Linked DNA regions of Mus musculus: region 2 is linked to region 1. The links are chromatin contacts, found by Hi-C or POLR2A ChIA-PET in ENCODE. All regions are on one chromosome and are shown on one strand. Each heading gives the region's core, a stretch centred on a gene start or an enhancer-like site at or near the end of the contact. The rest is flanking DNA. Distances are from core to core; before and after follow the strand shown.

Region 1 (2,772 bases), core at 186-2,685:
TGATCCAGATCTTGAGGCTAGACTACACAGGCTTTTGACCCACATCTTGACATGGGACAACACAAGTCTTGAGGCATAGTGGTCATGAAAAGCTTAGGCCCAGGCAAAGTAGAACACGCCTTTAATCCCAGGAGAATGAGGCAAGCAGATCTCCGAGTTCAAGGCTAGCCTGGGACAAAGCAAATTCCAAATCCAGGGGTAATGGCACACACCTTTAATCTGGGTCACACCTTCTGCTAGAGGCCTACATAAGGACATTGGAAGAAGGAAGGCTCTCTCTCCTTTGCCTGCCTGCACTCCTTTGCCATCGAATCTATTGGAACCTACTTCTTCAGGATTCCAGCTTATCCAGAAGACCAGCTAAAATAACTACCCTCGTGGGACTGAGCAACTATTAGATTCTTGGACTTCCCATTCCCGTTGTTGGGCTAGTTGGACTGTAAACTGTATATCACTATGATAAATTCCCTTAATATATACATTTCATAAGTTTTGTGACTCTAGAGAACACTAATACATACAGGTATATGATAAAAAACAAAAAAGTATGGCCTACTGTTTTTTTGCATTTTTGTACCTGCTCCAAATAAACCTACATCACACAAGTTTATCCTTGACAGTCATTTAAAAAACAGATACAAATATAAGAACAACAGAGTAACAACCTTAATTTGGGTACAGCAGTCAGTTAATCTATAAGAAAGTGCTGCTCTTGACCACCCAATTCAACCAGTGTGTTTTCCCTCTTTGGTAACCACAGAAGTACTAAACAGTAGCTTGCCTCTACAAATCTACAGTTGCTTGTCTGCAAATAGCCCTGTTACCTGGAGGACCAACATCAATGTGAGGACCATTTCCTCAAGATCGCTCCAGTGTTCTTTCCTGTCTTCACGATGATTCCTTTGATGACTTGATACATTTAGGGATTTGGTCAAACTACCACTGATTAATACCAAAGTCCTTTTCATTTTCAGCAAACGCTGTTTCAAACCACAGACCCTCCCCGCCCCCCTTCACTTTTCCCCACGATATGCATCCTGGGGCAAACCCACCTAGGACACTCAGCAAGGTTCACTGTCTAGCCAGCTGGGCGCCCACTGTGGGCATTCAAAAAACCCTCTGAGCGGATGGGCGTAAGCAGCGTGGGTGGAGGCGGGAAGAGGGGACCCGAAGGAATGCCACACAGCTCCGACCACGGCAGTGGGGCGCTGGGACCCGGAGGGTGGGACCCGGGCCGAGCCACCACGTCCGGAGCTCTTCACAGGCAGGCGCCGTCCCCGCAGGCCAGCCCAGCGCGCTCCCGCACCTCCGCCGACCCGCCTTCGAACCCAAGGACCGCCCGGACCCGCGCGGGCTCACCTGACGCTCCCGCAGCTCCGCGCTCTTCTCCCGGCGCGAGCCCGACTGCACCGCGGGTACGCGAGATCAGCTGATTCATGGGGGCGGGGCCTCCAGGTAGGGGCGGGGCCTCCGGCGGCGGGCTGGAGAGGCGGGCCCGCAGAATGGGTGGAGCTAGGCAAGAGCCGGTGACGGCGTCCGACAGGGATCAAGATTGCTCCGAACGCATCAGTGACTGCAGGCAAACCATTCAGTCAGGGCAGAACCAATCGTCCTAGGGCGGGCGCACTTTAGAAGCAACCGAAGACTCAGTGAAAGGACCTAACTCAATAAGCGTTTCCATGGTAACGATAGGCCGCGCTTGAGGATGGAAACTACTGCAAGTTTTGTTACCTCCTCAAACTGCGAGAAATGAAGAGAAAATCTTACCTATCAGAACATGGCTGCACACGTCTGTAATCCCAACATTTGTGAGATGAAGGCAGCAGGATCAGGAATTCGAGGCCAGCCTTGAGAACGTGTCTCAAGAGAAATAACAAAAGTGAAAATACGAGCTACCTTTAAGCTGCATGACGTCATCTCTTCCCGAGTGTGCCTTTGCCGCGTGTCCACCTTAAACGGTAAAGAGTAGGAAGAAACTATTTCCTCAGGGCTCCTCAATATACAGCGTTAAAATTGTTTTTGCTTGCTTCTTAGTCTCACTACCATCCATACTTGTCACGGTCGCAATCCTCCCGCTGCACCCCTAAGTGCTCCCTTGAATGTTTTGTGTAACAGATGCTCTCAGAACACAAGCCAGAGAGAAATCTGCTGCTACAGAGTGTGCATCGCGGAACCTACAGAGTTACATTTATTTACTCATTAAAGATAGATATATTCCCCGAATCGAATGCCCCTGCGTACAAATTCCCAACTGGTTCCTCCAACTCAGGGTCTCTCACCAGAGCCTTATCAACTTCAGTGCTAGAACAGAAAAGTGTACAGCCTTGAGAATGGCGCCACCAAATGGTACAAACCAGGGATGTCCTGCAGTTAATGAAGCCTGGACTCTGGCCGCCCTAACAAGCTACCTGTCCTCCATAACACAGCTAAAAAAGACAACAGTGAAAGAAATTTATTCAATGAGACTGCACTAGGAAAAAGAACTAAGGGGCTGGTTCAGTAAACCCCCTAAGTCTATCTTTGGAGCCTTGACATAAGTAGAAGGCTCAAGGTGTGATCTTGCCCATGGTAAACACATCTTGGTTGGTCCTGCAAAGCAAACTGACAAGTTGTCAGAACTAAGAACCAAGCTCTCCTGATGGTTTGCACCCAGAAACCCAATCTCTTCCTTCTCCAGTGAGACTCTTGAGGAAATCTAGTTCTTTGGGGCCCATTATCCTGTTAGTCCACTAGTCAAAAGGAGGGGCACACGTGTCTCTCCTCAGAATATCT
Region 2 (2,772 bases), core at 149-2,648, 76 kb before region 1:
AATAAATTTGAAGAAACGCTACCATCATAATTGAAGAATTAACACATTGCACATTAAACCTTACCAAGTAGTCTACCAAATCAGAAAATCATTCTATCAGCGCTAATCCTGCTTGTGACTCAGGAAACCACTACAGCACAGCACTCCTGGAGTCTATTTACTCCTGCATTCAAAGTTGCTACATCCTTTCAGGGTTTTGTGTAGGCTCACATGTGTGCTTCTGTGCTATCTATCCACACTCACACGCTTAAATACACAGTATCCACATGGTAGGAGGGAGCTGTTTTCAGCTATCTTGCTTTTGGTTGGTTTCCTGTTTGTTTGGTGACAGAGTCCCATGTAGTCCATGCTGGCCTCAGACTTTCTCTCTAGTCAAGGATCACCAGATGCTCTCATCCTCCGGTCTCCACCTCCCAAGGGCTGGGGTTGTGTGACAGGCATGTGTGACCACAAATGGTTTATGTGGTGCTGGGAACTGAACCCTGGACTTCACATATGCCACACAAGCATTCTACCAGCTAAGCTATATCTTTCTTTACCTTATCCTTTTTATTACTGGTGGGGCACTATGTGGATTTAAATAATAACCTTATGTGTTTAAGTGCCTTGGTTTGAATTGCGCCAGAATGAAGGATTCTAGACAGGTGATTTATAGGGTAAAGAGGTAGGGAATAAGAAAAGGCAATTAAAAACTGTGTTATAAAGCAAGTGGTCACCATGAATACCTGGAATGTACGCAGCATTACCTTAAAATTCAGCTTTGGGTCTCTGGGGTAGCTCAGCAGGAAATGCATTCGCTGCCAAGTCTGATGACTTTGAACCCACATGGTAGGAGGGAGCTGTTTTCAGTTGTTCTCTGACCTCCACAAGCACCAGGGCTTCCACAAACGCATGCGCGCACACTTGCACACAAGCGTACACACACACACAATTAAATTGTAATTAAACATTATAATTAAAACATTTAAAGCATTTCCTTCTGCTTTAAAACAATTGCTATTCAAAGTCCTGACCTCTTACCCACTAGGCTTGTTTTCTAAAGTATTTTTCAATATGGAAATCTTGAAAAAGCCCATATGCAACCCTCCCTGAGAAATGGCCTGCTGGCTTCCTCTGCATCCAAGGCCCTCACAGAAGATGGGACAGTTTCACTTGAACTCTTTGACAACGCACTGTGCCACGCTTAAGAGATGGTACTGTAGGACAGTCAACCACTTTAACACAGACTACCCACGATTATCTGTAGCTGCTGCTGGTGCCTTCTGGAAATGCGGCATTGCGAGCAGACTCTTACCTGCAAGGATGAAAACACAGTGTTGCTCCTGGCAAGAGAGAAGCAAGCAGGAAGCACCAGGAGGCTGCTAGCTGCCAGTCACCTGATGCTCTAGAGAAAAGCTCTGTGCATCCTCTTTGGCATAATCCTGCCCTTGCAGGCTAACCCTGGACCTCTTCTAAGCCTCCGCAGCAGCCCTAGCTGTCCCTGCAAGGGAACATCTCATTTACATTATCCTCCACCACAGTGAGCTTTCTCTCACATGAGTACTACACTCCCATACAAGCCCTTAATATTTCTGTTGACTGTTTCCAGATAACAAACACCAATCGCCCCCCTTCAAATCTTTCCTACTTTTAGTTTGTTTTTTTTTTTTGAGACAGAGTCTTATGTAGCCCCGGTAGCCTCAAACTGTGTGTATAACCAAGGATAACTGAACTTCCTCCACCCTCAAGGGCTCAGACTACAAAGGTGTGCCACTACACCCACCAGAGGCTTTTACTTTTCTTAACTTCAGCTTTTCAAGGCCTAATGCAGAACACATCTGCGGGGCATAGGCAGTGGGAAAGAGTAGAGGAAAGTCGGGAAGCTCTGGGTTGGAGTCCCAGCGCAGACACAGCAAACTATAGCTATTCACCGATAGGGAAAGGGAGCCCCCAGACTGGCACTGCTGAGGGCTGCTGTGAGTTACATAGGTGCTGGTATTTCTAGTCACAGACAGTGCCTGGAGATTTAGGGTTTTCCACACACACATGAAAATTTATTGTTTTAAGCTGCAACTCAAGAACTGTGTAGAATGAGGAAAATACAGTGGTTAGGCAGCTTCTCTTAAAACTGAAATTAGAAGATTGAATTGCAACGGGTTCTCAGAGATGTGAGATGGCATGCTGCCATTTGAGAATTTCTCTGGTCCTATTGTCCAAGTTTCCATCCATTCCCACTATTAGCCCCTCCTGATCTTTCTCTGAAGGAGGTAGGTGTTCAATTACTTTGGCTTTACTAGCCAAATCTGGCATTTGTGTCTTGGCTCACAAACTAAAAATATGCGAAATGAGAAAGAGTTGGTCCCTCTCCACAGGGAGCAGCTCGGCCTGGCAGAAGACGGTAGGCGGAGAGATGCGGACAGTGCTATCCTCCTAAACCTGTTCCTCTAGCCCTTCCCTAAACAAAAACAAAGCCCACAACTGTCTTACTCACAGCAGCAGTTTTCCTTGGAGACCTTTGTCTCTGGGTTATCGGGATCAGAATTAACTTGCTCTTTGCCAGAAATTGGCTAGTAGTTAAGTGAATTAAAAACCCCAGGGGTTCCTGAGGTCTGAGGCATGGATTACAATGTGGAGAAAGAATACTGTAAACTGAGCACTCTTTAAAGTACAGTCTGCCCCATGTCATTTCTTCCACAGTCATAGAACAGCTTCGTAGAGATGAATGTCATTTATTATGAAAACTGCTGTTACATTACAGCCAACATTCCAAAACAGTATGTTAACAAATGCTTG

What was found. A loop is a pair of places that touch in the nucleus more often than their neighbours do. ChIA-PET counts read pairs that join two places held with the same protein, here RNA polymerase II (POLR2A).
Region 2: a loop to region 1 is called in a map of regulatory T cell, with 2.6 times the contacts of the local background. The contact joins the promoter of Mpp4 here to the promoter of Als2 in region 1. A Hi-C loop is called at or near these places in 3 of 37 maps with a recorded cell type or tissue (T-helper 1 cell, T-helper 2 cell and regulatory T cell). POLR2A ChIA-PET finds 5 or more read pairs at or near these places in 4 of 5 experiments (Patski and embryonic stem cell).

Annotation. Positions count from the first base shown.
Region 1 is chr1:59,235,796-59,238,567 of GRCm38, forward strand. Als2 (alsin Rho guanine nucleotide exchange factor) reads right to left here and starts at 1,436. Exons shown (of 34, transcript NM_028717.6): 1 at 1,360-1,436. It overlaps Gm33667 (predicted gene, 33667), which reads left to right and starts at 1,560. Exons shown (of 2, transcript NR_168353.1): 1 at 1,560-1,958.
Region 2 is chr1:59,160,238-59,163,009 of GRCm38, forward strand. It overlaps Mpp4 (membrane protein, palmitoylated 4 (MAGUK p55 subfamily member 4)), which reads right to left and starts at 1,399. Exons shown (of 22, transcript NM_145143.3): 1 at 1,295-1,399. Als2 (alsin Rho guanine nucleotide exchange factor) reads right to left here. Exons shown (of 34, transcript NM_028717.6): 34 at 2,519-2,772.